Linked DNA regions of Mus musculus: region 1 is linked to region 2. The links are chromatin loops, found by intact Hi-C in ENCODE. Cell type or tissue: gastrocnemius. All regions are shown on one strand. Each heading gives the region's core, and the rest is flanking DNA. Links, peaks and the distances in the headings are about the cores only.

The links. A loop is a pair of places that touch in the nucleus more often than their neighbours do. Peaks named below come from ENCODE experiments on the same cell type or tissue, not always from the same donor. Only the 100,000 strongest peaks of a DNase experiment are listed, where the experiment ranks them.
Region 1: it touches region 2 in a loop (5-fold over the local background); 2 of 42 quality-filtered maps call a loop at or near these places.

The regions. Positions count from the first base shown.
Region 1 is chr3:14,817,098-14,826,319 of GRCm38, forward strand. No RefSeq gene overlaps it. Among named protein-coding and RNA genes, the nearest start is that of Car3, 42 kb to the right of the region's middle. In gastrocnemius, for the core only: CTCF peaks have their summits at 3,261 and 4,797; no DNase peak of the experiment used is centred there; H3K27ac peaks cover 969 bases.
Region 2 is chr3:14,675,356-14,684,577 of GRCm38, forward strand. No RefSeq gene overlaps it. Among named protein-coding and RNA genes, the nearest start is that of Car13, 38 kb to the left of the region's middle. In gastrocnemius, for the core only: CTCF peaks have their summits at 4,023 (motif pointing right) and 6,370; DNase peaks (open chromatin) are centred at 4,072 and 4,347.

The DNA.
Region 1 (9,222 bases), core at 634-8,633, 140 kb after region 2:
AAGCCTGCTATACCTGGCTGGAGTAAAGATTTCTAAGTAATCACTTGGCAGACTAGCCCTGAACTATTCTAGCTCCATTCTTTGTAATGCCTAACTAGTTTCACTGTCTCTACTAGAAGTAAATTTGAATGTTACTGAATAGGTAACATTCTTACTGAATTCCTACTTAAGCCTCTACTAGAAGTAAATTTGAATGTTACTGAATAGGTAACATTCTTACTGAATTCTTACTGAATTCCAAGTTTGTAGGCTTCAAGGATTTTCTGGGACATTGGAACACTGGCAAAGGCTTAGCTATGTCAGAATTCAATGTTTAAAGGCACTTATAATAAAATAATACTAAAATAGAGCACATGCATCCATACACCAGACTAACATGGGGGTAGGGTATAAGTATATGGGTTATGAGAATGTCAAGGTTCCAGGAGGTTGAGTTTCCTTAAAACTCTTTGCCTTATGAGTGCTTCCAGGCCTCTCAGCCTGCCAAGCAGACTTCACTGGAGTGTGTGTAACAGTACCCAAGGAGCTAAAGGGGTCTGCAGCCCTACAGGAGGGACAACAATATGAACTAACCAGTATCCCCAGAGCTTGTGTGTGTCTAGTTGCATATTTCTGATTGGTTTTAAGGCCCGCTGCACAAAAGGAATTGCATACAATTTACTGTAAGTCTGGCCAAGAACCCATGGCTGGGTTATTCAAAGACCCCAAGATTGTACAACTACTATTCTGCCAATTGAAAATAAGCATCAAGCTAATTACTAAATTCACTTCTTCCCCATAGATTAGTGCAGCTCTCAAACCTCATCAGACAAGTTTCTTTATACAGTAGACAGTGGTTACTACAGAAACTCACAACTGATCAGTGTGTAAAATCAGTGGAATGCTTAGCTGCAAATGAGACTTCTATGTCACCTCCCCAAATCTCAGTGATCATCAAAGGAGAAGAGGTGGAAAGTTGTAAGATCCAGATGTGGGGAGGACCAGAGCAAAACAGTGTCATCTGGACATGGCAGGGCCACTGCATGCATGAACTCACAGAACTGTGATAGCCTGCATAAGACCTGTTCAATATCAAGCCATCCAACATTCCAGCATGGGAAAGGAAAGAGTTTGTAACCTTCAACCCCTAACTAAAGACCTATGGACATTTTATGGCTTCTGGTGAAGGGACTGCTGGCTTACTTTACGAATGAGACCCTTGCTTGGTTGACTGTGGTCTAGAGAATAGCCTCTTATATGGAGTGTATGGATAAAACATATTGTTCTCAGTGGGTACAAAAAAAGAATATACAAAGTTGGGAATGGGTAAGGAGATGTGGGATGGATTTGAGAGGAGCTAAGGGGAGGAGTAGGCAGTGAATATGATCAAATTACATTGTATAACATTTTTCAAGAATTGCCAAGACTCTTAAATTAAAATATGTTTTAAAATTGAATATTTCCTGGAAGGATTGACTGAGAGACAATGGTCTTCCCCTAGAGTGAAGCATCACTTTCACTGATGACTGAGGGAAAAGTTGCTGCTTTTGCCTGTCTGCCCTCACTCCTGTGGGTGAGTGTATCTGCTCTGAGGCTGCCTTTGTTTCCATTCTTTTTGACACTGGGTTCAAGTTTCTTTGCCCTTCCACTGTAGACTGAAGACCAGAGGCTCTCCAGCAATCTTTTAGACTTCAGAACCAGATTGTGAGTTTTGAGGAACTGAGCAACTACTGGGTCCAGACAAATGTCTGGTTTGGGATTAGGGTACTGAGGCCTTTCTCGGCATGAATGGTCTTTGGTGATTTGTTCATATTTAAGAGAATATTATAGTGTGATGTTAGCACCAAGGAAAAGCCAATCAGTTTGTGAGCTTGAGCACAATGTTTTTTGGCTACAACCATGGTGCTTAAATATTTCATCTGCAACTGGGGACATGTCCATTAACATTATGAAGAAAGTAAACTGAGACTGGCAAGCCCAGTGATTAGAACAGAATAAAACATGCTTTGACGTTTTATGAATATTGAGCACAGCTGCTTTGATAGGAAGAACATCAGGGTTTAGATGATTGTCTTCAGTAAAGAGCTTTCCTTTATTTGTTTTGGTCTTAGAGGCACTTGAACTAGCAATAGGAGAAATTTTAGTGCTTCTTTCTTCTTTTTAAATAAATCATGTCAGGAAGAATGCTATTCTTCTATTTCTTGATTTAACTGGTGCTAATGGAGTTTCAACTATCTTAACTAGTACAGATAAATAAATGGGGCTCTCTGGCACAGTCCATGTACAATATTATAGATATTTGTTAGCTCAGAATGGCTTTATGAGAGCATCCATTCTATTTATGAAAATTAGATATGTAAAAATTGGGAACTAAATATACCAATTAGCATAATAAGGATATGTATGTATGTATATCATATAACTTATTTAGAGACATCTATGAACAGAAGACGTATATAATCAGATCATAGTAGATATTTGTACAGGGCAGGATTTAGGAGTTGGACATAGAGCTTTAAAAAATAATATAAAGAGGGGAAATTAAAAATAGTCCTTTGTGAGAATTTTAATCATTTGTCCTAAACTGAAAGATATAAGTAATATGAACTTTTCAGCCAGAGGAAACTACATAAATAAAGGTATAAAACTACCCCTCATTACCAAGGAACTCAGATTAACAGGCAGATACAATACAGCACACTCACTAATACTGTGATGGATGCAAGTAGCACCTTCATGACTTGGGTGTCACAGCAGGAAAGTCTCTAGGTTGGGAAGCTCTTGTCAGAAAATTCTTGTCAGAAAATTCTTTGGACAGTTAGCAGTTAACTAGGTAAGAGGGTGAGAAAGAGCAAAGATGGTTCTAGACAAACAATACAGATGCTTGAAGATATAGTGGGTGGGAGGGGAATGGTTTGAAATCTTGCAAGCACACCAGAGATACTGTTTCCCATGTGTTTGTTCTTCAGTTATTTATCAGGCAACTTCTCTGAACCCAGGACTTACAAGTAGAAACTGAATTTCAGGGCACTGGCATTTTGCCTGAGATCACAGAAAGAGAAATGGCTAGATATAGTATTCAAGACCAAACTTCACCAAGATCTTGCTCTTTGCCTTTCTTTCCTCTTTCCCTGAGTGCTGCTGTGGGGCTCTGAAGTTAGATAGAGTGCTGGACCAGATGGCATACATGCTTTCGGATTGTGTTCCCTGAATGACATCACCAGAGGACTTTGAGCTTGCACATAATGCTTTGATGGGCATTGATACTCTTTGGATGGCTCAGCCATGACACCTGTCTGCAGACAGTTTAAAGACAGCAGTTGCTCTGATAAGTTTCAAACACACACAGGACATGTTTTAAATGCCCATTCTTGTAAAGTCCAGGGCCAGGTGGGGGAAGGTCACTAGAAAGGACATGGATAGGGTTGGGTGGGGTTGATCTGAGTAATAGCTACATACCAGAACTGCATGCTGTAGTAGGGGGTAGTGAGTAGGCACAGGTTTAGCATAAGGTAGACTTGTACAGGAACAGAAATGATACAATCCAAGGCAATAGGAGTGAAAACATGGTTCCAAATTGATGTAAGTTATGTGCAGGTCAAAATCTCCTGTGTGAGAAACTAGATTACAGATCATTTTATCACCAAGTGTGAGGAGGATTCTAACTCTTACAATTTTTTTTCATATTCTTAGTCATTTTACACACTGATTTCTATAGAGAGAAATGTGTAACCACTAAGATTTATTTTTATATCATCTTACAATCTGAAATATAAATTTAGGTGTGTATTCAAAGAAGTTTCTCCAAACTTTCATGGGGATTACAAGAACTAGGAATAAAAATTTTAATTCATTAATAACTGGGGTTCAATCATTAATTTCAAGTTCTTTTCTCTTTTAAGACCTTCTCTCTCCTCTGCAATGTATAGCTCCAGCTGCACATGTTGCAGAGAATGGGTTTGTCATGCATTAATGGGAGGAAAGGTCCCTGGTCCTATGAAGGCCCAATAGATGCCCCAGTGTAGGGAAATATGCTCCCAGGTGGGGAGGTGGGAGTGGGTGGGTGGGTAGAGGAACACCCTCATAGAAGCAGGGACATGGGGATGGGATAGGGGACTTCTGGGGGGAACCAGTAAAGGGGATAACATTTGAAAAGTAAATAAAGAAAATATCCAATTAAAAAAAAACCCGCAACTCTATCTGTGGAATGGTGTTCTCATCCCCTGTGCAGTTTTAAACAGCTTATCAGAAGCCAGGGAGAATCACAGATTATCAAATACAGAGTATACATGTTTGTAATCTCTGTGCTTGCCTATTAGTTTAATTTAGACATGATTAAAATCTTTGGAAGATAATTTATCCTTCATTAAGATTGCCATACTGAAGGCATATATTAATATGGAAAAGTACTAGGGCAGACTCTCTGATTTGATATCCTGAAATTAAGATGTCATCAAAGCTAAGCTGATTCCATAAGAATCAAAAAAAAAAAAAAAAAGAAAGAAAAGAAAAAAAAGCCTTTAAAGTTAAAACTATTCTTTCTGTATCTCAGGAAGGATAAGTGAAAGGCCCTAAATCATAATTGCAAAGGCTGCCATGTCTGCAGATGTGCAATCAATCTTGCTGGTGACCTAGAGCAGTGATCCTGCTCTAGAATGGAGATGAAGCCCTGATCTCAGAATTTAATTGACCATTTGGAACTTTCAGGGAGGACCAGTGACACTGGGGGTATAAAATCCCATATCAGCAATAATGCTACTTCTCAGCACAGATGAATGACTCCATCTGCAGCTGAGGTCTGGTGTAACACTGCTACTTAATATCCAGTATCATGTCACCATCACTGGCGTTCACTGACCACCCTGCCTTTGGGGATGAGAGCATGTTTTTATATAACATCATGATTGCTCCTGACAAAAGAGAAACTGGTGGAAGTGATTCAGATCTATCAGCAGATAAATGACAAATTAAAATATTCTCAAGTAGACAGGGTAGGGAAAGGGCTACATTTGTGTATGTAACTTTACATTATTAGCTCAGTGACACACTGTTCATTGCTTATGTGTTGACAAGTATTACTGGAAGGCAGGTCATCTGACAGAATGACACACTCCGCATGAACTAGTCATGGCCTTGGGCCATTGACAAAAATGGCAGATTCACTTTCTTTACCTGTAAAGTAGTGGTTATAAAAAGCAACTGACCAGAGTGCTTCTGAGGTTTAAGTAAGGTATGCACTAACATAAATAATACCAGGCTCAGATCTGGAAGTTTCTTGGTCAAATATAGCTACACTTATTTTTATAAGTCAAATGAGTTAACGTGGTAATAAGCATAACTTTTGCCATGAAGTTGTTATTTTGTCTAAAAGGCTTATTTAGCCATTTAGAAAAATGGTATTTTTCTACAAAAAATTACAACTTTGAGACTAGAGTTACTTCATGTAGAGATTAAAGAACAATTAATTTTAAATTTGTTTGTGGTTTAGCAGTTTTCACATGGTTTTTCCTCATATCCTACAAAAAACTTCTGCAACCCAATATAACATATATTAACAAGATACTGTGTACTTTTAACTTAACTACATGAGTTGCAATTTCAACCATAACCATAACAATAATGTATGTGAATAACACTTTATAACACTCACTTTAATGCTTTAATAATTCTTGTTTTTAAATTAACTGCAATTCTATTTACTATTTTTGAGTGTGTGGTGTGTGGGTGTGTGTGTGTGTGTGTGTGTGTGTGTGTGTGTGTGCACTTGCATACCACACTGTGCATCTGGAAGTCCGAGACCCACTTTGTGAAGTACATCTTCTTCTGCCGCTTTTGCTTTTGTCCCAAGCTTGCAGAGCTGCTGAGCCATATCACCACCTCCTTTTCAGTTTCTTTTTTTATTGTTAAAAACAAGGTCTTGCTGTACCGTCAAAGCTAGCTTAGCATTTAATATGTAATAATGGTTAACTTTGAACTGTTTTATCCTACCAAATGCTGGGACGATAGGCAACTGACTTCACATCATAGCCTTTTCTGTATGTTGTGTTTAGTTTCTTCTCATAGAAAAATAACTTTGTATACTTACAGAATATAAAGTGATGTTGATCTATGTGTACTTTGTATAATTAAGCTAGCTAAAATACCTATCACATAGCTAGCTCATAGTTTTTGCAGTGAGAAAGCTAAAATATCCTCTAATGAGAAAATTTGAAATGGAAAACATATTGTGGCTAACGATAGTGCAATACTGCACAATGGGGTTACAAAACTTATTTCTTCAGTCCACTAGAATCTGTGTGCTCTTTAGGTGACATCTGCCCTATGTCCACAGCACACTGTCCCAGAAGACTGATAACTACATTTTTTTGGTGCTCTGTTTCTATGCTTTTAGAATCTATTTGTAATGAGGTCATATAGTATTATCTTTCTGTACCTGTATTGTTTCACTCAGCATCTTACCATATAGCTCCATTCATATTGATGTGTATGAAAGAATTTCCTTCTTCTTAATGAGTAGCATGCTATCCCACTGTAGAGTGTACCACATTTTTAAACACAGAATTTGGTCGTGTGACTTTGCTATTTAAAATAATATAAGCTACAGATAGAAGTGTATTTCAAATGTTATCACCTTTCCTGGTTTCCCCTCTGCAAACTCCCTATCCCATTCCTCCTTACCCTGCTTCTATGAGGGTGCTCCCACATTCACCTACTCACTCCCAACTGACCGCCCTAGTATTCATCTACATTGGGGCATCAAGCCTTCACAGGACTGAGCTAGGGAGGCCTTACTATTGATGCCAGATAATTCCCCTTCATCTTCTTCAGTCCTTCCCCTAATTCCTTCATTGGGGTCCCTTTGTGCAGTCTGATGGTTGGTTGTGAGCCTCCACATCTGTATTGGTCAGAATCTGGCAAAGCCTATCAAGAGACAGCTTTATCAGGGTCCTGTCAGCAAGCAAGCCCTTCTTGGCATCTGCAATAGTGTCTGGGTTTGGTATCTGCATGTGGAATGGATCCCCAGGTGGGGTAGTCTCTGGATGGCCTTTCCTTCAGTCTCTGTTCAACTCTCTGTCCCTGTATTTACTATAGACAGGAGCAATTCTAGGTTAAAATTTTGGAGATGGGTAGGTGGCCCCAAAATCTCAACCAGGGTGGGGGTGGGGGAATGACTAACCTCTGGATATGGTCTTGACAGGTTTTCTGTCCCATTTGTGGGATATTTCAGCTAATGTCATCCCTGTGGGGTCCTGGAAGACTCTTGTTTTCCTGGCATTTGGGACTTTCTAGTTGCTATCCCCAGTTCCCTATCCCCCATTGCTACAAACTCTGTTCAATTTCCTGACCCTCTGTACATCTCCTCCATCTCCTCTCATGCCTGATTCTTCCCCTCCTTTTCTCCTCCCTCTCTTCTCTTCCTACCAAGTCCCTCCCACACTCTACATCCCTTGATTATTTTGTTCCTCCTTCTAAGTAGGACTGAAGCCATCTGATCTTTGAGCTTCTTTCCTCTTGAGCTTCATGTGGTCCGTGAGTTATATCATGGGTATTTTACGCTCTTTGCCTAATACCCACTTACCAGTGAGTACATAACATGTGTGGCCTTTTGTGCCAGAGTTACCTCACTCAGGATGATATTTTCTAGATCCATCCATTTGCCTAATCTTTGACTATTTTTAATTGGACCATTCTTTTCTTGCTATTGAATTGCTTGAATCCCTTCTTTATTTTGGATCTGATCCTCTTATCAGATATATAGTCTCAAAGAGTTTCCCCACAGTCACATGTTGTCAATTTTGTTCCTTAATTACCACCACTGCCACCACCACCACCACCATTATCATCACCAACATCATCATCATTGTATAAAAGCATTTTAGTGTTATTCTGTTCCACTGTTTGATTTTCAGGAAAACATTACTCAGACCAGTGACACAGCATTTCATCCTATGTCTTCTGCTATTATCTTTATAATTGGAGTCTTCTGATTGTTTTACTTTCACTTTTACCCATCTTGAGTGACAGACCATAGATGGCCAACACAAACTCAAAGGCATTTTTGTAGGTAGTTCCCACCTCACCCCCCATATTGCTTTGTTTAGGCCATTAAAAAAAATCCTAGTGGTCTATAATTTTAATTTCCTATTTTGTGTTTTTAGGCTATGTGTGAGTGTATGTGTGTTTCTCTCTCTCTTTCTCTCTCTCTCTTGTTTGTTTTGGTTTTGGTTTTGGTTTTTGGTTTTTAGAGACAGGGTTTCTCTGTATAGCCCTGGCTGTCCTGGAACTCACTCTGTGGACCAGGCTGGCCTTGAACTCAGAGATCTGCCTGCCTCTGCCTCCCAAGTGCTGGGATCAAAGGCATGCACCACCACCACCTGGTGCATTGCGTTTTATTCTTTTATTTATTTGTTTTACTTGCCTGTTTGTTTTCTTGAGAAAGGAAGAAGGTGTGGTGTTGGAAGGCTGGCAAGCTGGGGAGGTCTGGGAGTAAGGGAAAGCGAGGAAATCATGATCAGAATATATTGTATGAAAAAAATCTTTGCTTGCAATAAAAAGAAAAAATACAAATTAAAAAGGTTTAATAAACCTAGGAAAATTATACACTGATTTTAAGAAATAAATTATCAATTTATAAAAATAAAATAAATGTAGTAAAACATAAATTAATATACAGTACTAAGTGTTCTCTTAGCACACAAAGATATATAGTTAACATAAGTAATGATACTTAGCATTCCATTTAAGTAGCAAAGTAAGATAGCATATATAGAAATAAACTTTAAATTATGAAGTATGAGAGGCACAAAGTGACATTTGAAAAAATTTGGATGAGATGAGATAAATTCATAAACATAATGAAATTTCAAAAAGATTGTGCATAGGATAAAAGAGAATGATGAACCAGAGTGCTTCACAGGGTGATGAAAATGAAAGGCGGTGCATATCCTTAGAAATTCTCTGAGGTTACCGTATGGTATTAGTGTAGACAAAGCAGATCACAGGAAAAACAGAACAGGACAACAGAAAAAGAGAACAGATCACAGGAAAAACTATCTGTCAAGAAATAGAGTCAAATACATTGGGAGGCTTATTATTAATAAATGTGACACATTTTAAATTTTAAGAGAAAAGGTGGGCTTTAAATTGCCTGGAAGACAAAACTTATGAAAGAAAAGATATGGTCAGATCAGTATTTTCACTCCTCGCATTAAAAAATAATGTCCAATGACTCAGATCTTTGGA
Region 2 (9,222 bases), core at 535-8,534:
TTTTTTTTCTTTCTTTCCATGAAGCATCATTTCTGACAGCAGCTGTCAAGTTCTGGATATCCAGATTTCTGTAACTGGCAAATATTTTCTTGTCAATGAACAAATTAAGATTGCTTATATAAATTAAACAACGAAGTGTTGGTAAGTTGATAAAATCAGAGCTTGCTAGAGAAAATGGAACTTTTAGCAAGCTTGTTTACACCTCTGTAAGTGTCTAAATTATTTATGATACTTTCCAAAATCAATGTACCCTTTAGTAGGCATTTCCTTAACTGAACACATGAACATATCTTCCCAAAGCTTTCAAGCTGGAAGGTAATTTTGAATTCAGAGAGTTTTTCTTAGGTCCACTCTTAATATGTGTGTGTGTGTGTGTGTGTGTGTGTGTGTGTGTGTGTGTGTATGTAAATGTCAAATTATTAACTTTTTTTTGCTCTTATGTAGGATTTTACATTCATGTGTATTGGGACATGAAGTTTTACGATGGTTTTCAAGGATTGAAAGTGGTATTCTTTAATGTGTTTATTGAATGAGTGAAAAAAAAGCCGAAAGTGTTGTAATTCAAGAATGTATTAGGGTTCTCTAGGGAAACAAAACTTATAGAATGAATCTATAAAACAGAGCAAAGGGAAGTTATTAGATCAGTGGTTCTCAACCTGTGGTTTGCTACCCCTTTGGGGACTGAATGACTTTTTCATTGGGGTCACCTTAGACCACTGGGAAACACAGATCTTCACATTACAATTAATAACGCTAGCAAAGATCCATTTATAAAGTAACAAGAAAAATAAATTCATGGTTGAGGGTCACTATAACACAAGGAACTGTATTAAAGTGATGCAGCAAGAAAGGTTGAGAACCACTGAATTAGAGTGTGTTACAGGCTATGATCCAGCTAATACAATAGCTTCAGCGGCAAGTCCAAGAATCCAGAGTTTCTCAGTCAGTGAGCCTGGATGTTTCAGATAGTTTTAAGCAGACACTGGAATTCTGAAGGAGTTGGGCTGTAATGCCAGTGAGAGAAAGGGTTTGCTACCAAGGTGAGAGCAAGCTGGCACAGAGCAAAAGTTTCCATCTTCCACATCCTTATATGGGTTTCCAGCAGAAGGTGTGGCCCAGACTACAGGTGTATCTTCCTGCTTCAAGATCCAGATTAAAGGTATATATACTGCTGCCTCAAAGTTCTGGACTAAATGTCAATCCACCCACTTCAAACCAAGCTAAAACAAAAGAAAACAACAACAAAACAACCTCACTGGTGTGCTGTCTGGATTTCTGGATTCCAGTTCATTCTAGATGTAATCAAGTTGACAACTAAGAATAGCCATCACAGAGGGAATAAAGAGTTAATAAAAAGTCTCAATGCAGGCAGATTCATCAGTTTCCTCTTCTGTTTCAATGAAAGTTTTCTTCTAGGAAATCATGCGTCTGATTCAGGTGGGTGCACTCCGTTCTCAGTCAGGCAGAATAGAGAGGAGAAGCCCCCACTTAGAAAATCACCAGCCAGAGTAGTTACAGCCTGGGACTATGTAGGTTGTCACTCGGGCATCCTGAGGCCCAGCTTTCTTCTCCACCCCCACCCCATTAGATTGCCCTTCTATTTGGTACAAGGTAGATGCTTTTAATGTTCTTGGCAGAAATCAAACTATGTGGGCTCCTTCCTCATAATGAGAGGCCCTGACAATGCGTTGTCATTATGCAGAACGTATAGATAGAACTGTTTGCTGACTAGCCACAGAATATGAGATGTGAGCCGTGGGCGTTTCTTTTTCGTGCAGCTACCCTACCAGTGGTGAGGGAAAGGAAGCACATCTCTTCTTCACTGTGAAGATCCACTTCATGTGTTTATCTTACTGAATGACGCGTAATGAAGACCATTACCCAAACATTTTAGACGAATTCAACAAGCTTTATTTTCTGTCAGGTAGGAGGACTCTCTTCCTAAAGTGGGGTTTGAAAAAAATATCGAACATGGAAGAAAGAGTGGTTTATATATCTCAAAAAAACCCCTGCTAACTAGGGGTTCCAACGGTTGGAAGATTTTTCAGAGGAATTATACTTACATAGGATCTTGGCAGAACATCTCAAAATTATTTGGCAGAACACTTTATCTTCTCAGGGTGGGTGTAGGTCAATTCTCAGGCAGGTGTGGATTTAAGTTGAATTCCAGAAAGGTTCAAGTTATGATCTAGTCAAATGCTGAGACATAGAAATTAAAATTTTATGGAAAATAAAAGCGAACTTATTTTGACCTTGTAACAACAAGATGGCTACTGATATTAAGATGGAGTCAGGCTGGTTCACCCACCGTATGCCACATGCCCACCTGAACAAACTGCTCCTTGTCATGTACACTGCCAGAAAAGTTCCCTTGGTAAAATTCAGAGAGATTGAAACATTAAGAGGATATGCTTCATTTAATTCTTCCTAAGGGAAAAAAATCTTGGAGATAGCGATTTCAATATGCTAAAATTGCGTATGTTCCATTTTTTTAAAAGTAGATGACACCATTTTATTTATTTTTAAATCTCTTTTTCTTGAAGTTTGGGCTCATGTCCATTTACCTGTGGATGGCTCCCAGGGATCTTTGATAATGTGTCTAGACAGATTTCTCAGTGGTACTCACTGCCCATCCCCCTACCCAGATCCTCTCTGGAAATGGTGGCTCTCCCTGCAAACTCTCCTCAACAAGGGTGGCATTAGCTACTCAGGTCTCACAGTCTTCTGCCCATTTTCTGTCAAAACTATATAGATGTCCTTAGCAAGCTGCCTTAACATCTGCACAGCTGGTCCTGCCCCATCGCTGCTGTACACTTAATGTATAGCAGCCGGTGGGATTGTTACCCAGCAGGTCAAAGGTCTTCACACTGAGGAGCACCACTCAGATTCCCTGACCCAGAAAGTCTAGATGTGTCCTAGGGAATTCCTCATGATTTGAGCACTGCTGTTCTACCCACTCCCTTCCCCAAACCCCACCCTCTGTGCTGACTCATCAACACATCTTGCTTTTAGAACATTCTTTTTCATATTCCCTTGGAGTATTTTTCTCCACACAATTCATCTGGGTCGTTTTCTCATTCTTTTTAATGTTGCTTCCTCAAACTGACTTTCTGGAACCCTGCTCCTGAAGATGTGTTCCTGTTTGTTTCTTTTTGTTTTTCTTACCCCAGTTTCTTACTTTTTTCACAGTACAGTAAAATTAACAGCATAATTCAAGTATTTCTGCCTCCCTCCTCCCACCTCTCCCAGTCTCCACGCCTCTCTTCCCCTTCTCCCCCCTCCCTCTTTTCTTTGTCTCTCTTAAGGACAGTAGTTTTATTTTGTTAAATAGTGTTCTAGCATGACAGAACATGGTAAATACCAACAGATGATTATTTCGCAAGTAGTTTTTCATGGACATTAGAAAGAGTATATGGATTGCAGTGTAATTGAATTTCTGTTAGTTTTATGCTTCTATAGATGACTATGCATAGACTGAAAAATGTGCCTTCTTGTTTGTTCGGAGCTTGTTGTGTAGAGTAGGTTGGCATTGAACTCTTCAATGATTCTCCTTACCTCTACCAGCTGAGTGCTGGGACTGCCACAGTGTGCAACTCACTATTTGTTTGTTTGTTTAAGCTAGCTTTACTAATACATTATGTGCAAAGCTTTCTTCAACCACCCCTCAAAAGACACTACAGCTTTGGGGTGTTATTGCATGAGTGGACATGGACATGTAAAATACATAAGTTTACAAACTCTTTCAGTGTTGTTTCATACTTTGAACTGCTGTGGCCATTTTGATAACATAAGGAACACATTTAGTTCCTCACACCATACCTGTTAAAACAGCATTGTGGTGAGAGACATGTTCCAGAAGAGACCCCAGGAGAGTGTGAGCGGGCGCGAAAGTAACTCTTGCAGAAAATGAGAACGCGAAGGAAAAGTGATTCTAGCCTAGCAGCGGGTAAGGAAACGTTAACAGGGGAAAAGAAAATCCAGGGAAGTTCTTCTAAAAACCTCCATGTTTCATCCTCTTTGTAACCAGGAGGTGGCACTGCTGGCGTATAAAACTGATACTCTCTGAGGATGCAGACCAGGTAAGTATGTGGAAAAGTAGAGAGGGCAGCTTAAAACCACCACTTTGCTCACTCTGGTCAGCGCAGATTCCCAGCTCCTTCCAGACAGCATTTCCTCTTTATTGCTAAGACCCGCAGGGACTGTTTCATTGATGCTTATTAGTAACTCAAGCACACTTAGTGTCTTGTAGTTTCTTTGCTCTCATCTGTCTCCCTCCTCCCCTTGCCTCCATGTGTATCTCCTGGCCATCCTCCTCAGGGAGCAGCAGCCTGCCACCTGTTCTGGTACCACACACTCCTCTGGGTGCCACACAGATCCCGCGGGACCCTGCTTCTGCAGCTGCCAGGGAGGAGAGAGGTTGGGGGAAAGTTCATTAACAGTAAACAGCCTGCGCGGCCTCCCCTGGGGTGGGAGTGGGGGATGGGGGAGAGTTTCATAAGGGGAGTGGTCTCAGGTGCAAACCGCTGGATTTAAGTCCTGCTATCAATGCTAGGAGAGGGGCTTCACCTGCACCCCTCTACATAATTCTTTCCCAAGTTTTCGGCAAATAGAACCCTATGCGTGAGTACTGGGTTAACCGAGGGCCTGAAAGCAATTACGCAGGTGAATGCCAAAGGCTCATTTATTACAGGCTTCTTTTCCACAGCCCATCGCCAAGCCCAGCTCCGCTTTTCTGCTGCTAAAGAGGAAGACCTTGTGGTCGGAGCTCCAAGTAGTCTGCTATCTGGTTCAGCTTCACGGTTCCCCTCGTGTCCCATTCACATAACCACCCACCCACCCACCCACCCACCCACACAGTTCTACTCCTTAAAAGACATTTTTGGAATTAAAGAAAACAGACATACAAAATTTCTGGGACTTTGGTTATAATTTTGAAGCTCAGAGGCCCAGGAACTCCGTTTTTTTCAAATAAATGTCTTTCTTGTGTTTTGAGGGCCTCGGTTAACTCAGCCATAACCGAGATATCCAAGCCAGCCTATGAGCACTATTGATGGAATATCTGAAAACCTCTTTTTAAATGTATTTACTTATGATGATGACGATGACGACGACGTCAACGACGACGATGACGTCGACGACGACAATGTGTAGGGGTATTTTGCCTGCATGTATGTCTGTGTACCACTTGTGTGCCTGGTGCCCTCGGAAAGCAGAAGAGGGTGTTGTAAAAGGAGTTACAGAAGGTTGCGAGGAGCCACCATGTGAGTGCTGGGGACGGAACCAAAACCTCTGGGAAAGCAGACAATGCTCTTAACCACTGAGCTCCATCTGACTGAGTACTTTTAAAGTTGAGGTTAACAGTAGTGGCCATGACAGAAGGGTGATGAGTAAGGTAAAATAGCTGGCGAATGCCACCACGTTTCTTACCATCATCGGCTCTCACTCTCTAGTCATAAAAGTGGAATATCATCTTGCAGAAGGCATTGTTCTTTTTTTTTAAATTGGATTTTTAAATTATGTACATTTCAAATGTTATCTCCTTTCCTGATTCCCCCCCACAGGAAAAAAAAAAACCCTCCCTATCCCATTCCCCCTCCTTCTGCTTCTATGAGGGTATGCCTCCCCCACTTCCGCTTCTCCGCCCTCACATTCCCCTACATAGATGTATCGAGCCTTCACGGGACCAAGGGTCTCTCCTCCAATTGATGTCCATCCTCTGATACATATGCAGCTGGAGTCATGGGTCCATCCATGAGTACTCTTCGGATGGTGGCTCTGGGAGCTCTGGTTGGTTGATATTGTTCTTCCTGTGGGGTTGCAAACCCCTTCAGCTCAGAAGGCATTGCTCTTAAAGTAATCACAGTTGACTTATAGACAATTCTGCTAGCTCTGCCCAACATCATTAAACACAGCCATGTGTAAGCTAGGTGCAGCAGCCCATAGAGGACTGTTACCCCAGCCTCTCCTCTTTCTCCTCCTCCCCACACTCCTCCTTTTCCCACTCCTCCTCTCCTCTCCTCTTCTCTTCCTCCTCTTCTCCATCTCCTTCTTCACTCTCACTCTGTGTTCCTACAGGCTCCTGGCTGGTCTCTCTTCCTCTCTCTTCCTGTCCTTCTCTGTCTACCTCTATTTCAGGTCTCTGTTCCCTCCCTCACAATAATTCTTCTTTATGACAGGTCTGTCACATGTCATGATTCCTTAGGGGGACATCTCAGCATGATTCTGCCAGGTATTCCCTTACTCCTGCCACATTGTATTGCTTTATATTTCATATGATTACCACAGTGCTTGAGATGCCTAATAAACATGACCTAATAAACATGACCTGTGCGCATGCTGCCAATCAAGGAGATGCAAGAACCTGGGGCCTGATTCCTGTTAGATTCTGACACTAGGTGACACTACTGACATTGTCAACAGATCGTACCATCCTGAGAAGGTAGGTGGGTCAGATATTAATCTCTTAAGACTGTAAGTATGAGAGCATGCCTTGAGAGACAAATTAACAGTACATCAGTGCTATAAAATCTTCAAGGCTTTAATCAAGACATTTAGATAGCAGTTGGGCCAGCATGGTTTACTGATTTGACTCATTGAAGTTGATAGTAAAGGAGATACTGTATTTAAGAAGCCTCTGCTTCTAGTGGAGATAGGAAACAAGGGACTCTGCCTCAAAAGTCAGAGCAGAAAGGGGAGATGGCAGGAGGGTATCTGCAGAACTAGGAACCGGAGAAATAAAAACAGGTCAAAATGGATCGCCCTACTGCTCATACTGTATTTATGTCAGGTGACATAGAAATAAGCATTTTCCCCTTCTCATCAAATTTTAAGTTTACATATAGTTTTATAAACTTGCATATAACTTTACATATATTTCAAGTTTTATTTAAATCCCATATCTAATTTGAATGTGACTAGAGCACGTGGCTACAACAGAAATGCAGTGTACATTCAGGAGGAATGGAGCCTTTGAGAATCACATTAGAGGTGTTAGAGGGGGCATAACTGCCTTTTAGCAAGTATTAAGAGAGGGATAGGGCCCCAGGAGAAGGCCTGTCTGCCTTGTTGTTTGCAGTGAATGCATCTGATTGGGAGGGCTCTGATCAGGAGCTGCACTCTCTGCATTTTCACAATTTAATGTAAAGGAGAAACTGTTAAGAAAAAGTAAAGAGATGGTCCATTGGCTAAGTATCATCCTGTCTCTTTAGTTTGCATACGATACCTGCTAGCATTTTGTCTAAGCTCCACCCCACAGTTACCTGGCTCTTGCTTTCTTGCTCTGTTCTCTAGCCCTTCCCCCACCCTCATTCTCTCCCCCTCCTCCCTATACCCCCCAACCACACGTGCTCATGGCTGGCCTCTACTCTTCTATTTCTCTACATTCTCTGTCTCTACTACCCTCTTAACTCCCCTCCCCATGCCCTGAATAAACTGTTCTATACAATACCTTTGTGTGGCTGGTCCCTCAGGGAGAAGAGATGCATCGGCATGGGCCTTCAGAGGCACCCTCCTTCCCCCATAGCTGACTACACATCCAACAAAACATATCCCTTCTTTCTTTATCTTTTATAAAACACAGCAGTACCTCAAGAGGTTTTACAACTGAGTGTATGGATTTGCAGATTACAAATGGAAATCTAAGTCCATGCGGCACCGTTCAAAACACAGTGACCTGAAGCATGGGTGCCACATGGAACCCCACTTTACAATGACAGTGCCAAGGAAGGCCAGGGTAACTGCCTGACAAAGCAGCCATCATGTTCAAACTGCAGTTCTGTGGTGTAGATGTCTTTATAAAATAACATTGTGAGACTGGCGATGTTCTTTTATACCATCGCTCTAACTTTCTGAATTAAGTGTTAACTTCGGTGTATGCACTCACTTTCTCATTTTGTGTTTCTCATGGAACTGTCCCTTAGGCATGCTGGCAGCTGTAGACAGGATCTCACAGCAGGGCTTATACTCTGTCCCCAGTGTCCTCAGCACTTCTGAGAAGTACACAAGGCTCCCTTGAGGAGTGAAAATGTGTAAGGAGCACACTGCCTGTTTCCTCACTGCCTTTCTCCTTCCTTCTACAGCAGTTTCTCCGTAAAACTTGGATACTTCTGTGTTTAGTGTATGCTTACCACTTCACGAAAGGGAGGGGTTCATGGTAAATGTTTCAAATTCCACTCACTATATTGGTAGGTCTCAAACCCTGGGACAAATGGCTGAGGTGCCTACTTAACATTTCAAAGCAGACTTGACCTCCAGGTTATCCTGGCATCTACCTGTTACAGGGTATGGCTGGCATGCCCTACCCTACCCTAAGTTCTCCAGCCCACGGGGCTGCCCTTCTCCCAGCTACCCTTCTCTATATAATCCCACCATTTTTATTGCCTGACCTATTTGTTTATTCTTCACCCCCTGGACTCTTGGTTTGGCTTTTTCCTCTCCCATACCTCTTGTTCTCACATAGCCTAGCTCATCTGGTCATGCTCACTCTGAACTCTCCCAGCTGCCCTTGCTTCTTGCTTTTATCTATAATAAACTTTCTCCTCTACCATTCCTAGGAACAGTCATGTCCATTTCTTTTCATTTCGTTTTTCACCCAACTATAAGATTTACAAACCTTTCATTTTTTTTCTATTGTCATGGACAACATTGCTATGACCAGCTATTGAACATTTCTTTACCTATACTCTCCAAATGTAGATTTAGGTGTAGATATTTGTGTCTTAAGAACAATTTCAAAAGTTTTCTTGCTTAGTAATGCCAGTGGCCATATAAGTTTATCAATATCTTAACAATAAAGAATTTGAAAATTTTAAAAAGATAAGCAAAAATAAAGTCTATCTAACATGCGTACAAGAAACCCATAGCATTAAAACAATAGAAACGTATTAGTACATTTTGATCAACCTGATTCTCAAGGAAGGTTGAACTGAGCATGGTAGTGTACACCTGTAACCCCCACACTCAGGATGGTAATGAGCATGGTAGTGTATACCTGTAACCCCACACTCAGGATGGTAATGAGCATGGTAGTGTATACCTGCAATCCCCACACTCAGGATGGTAATGAGCATGGTAGTGTATACCTGCAATCCCCACACTCAGGATGGTAATGAGCATGGTAGTGTACACCTGTAATCCCCACACTCAGGATGGTAATGGGCATGGTAGTGTATACCTGTAACCCCACACTCAGGATGGTAATGAGCATGATAGTATACACCTGTA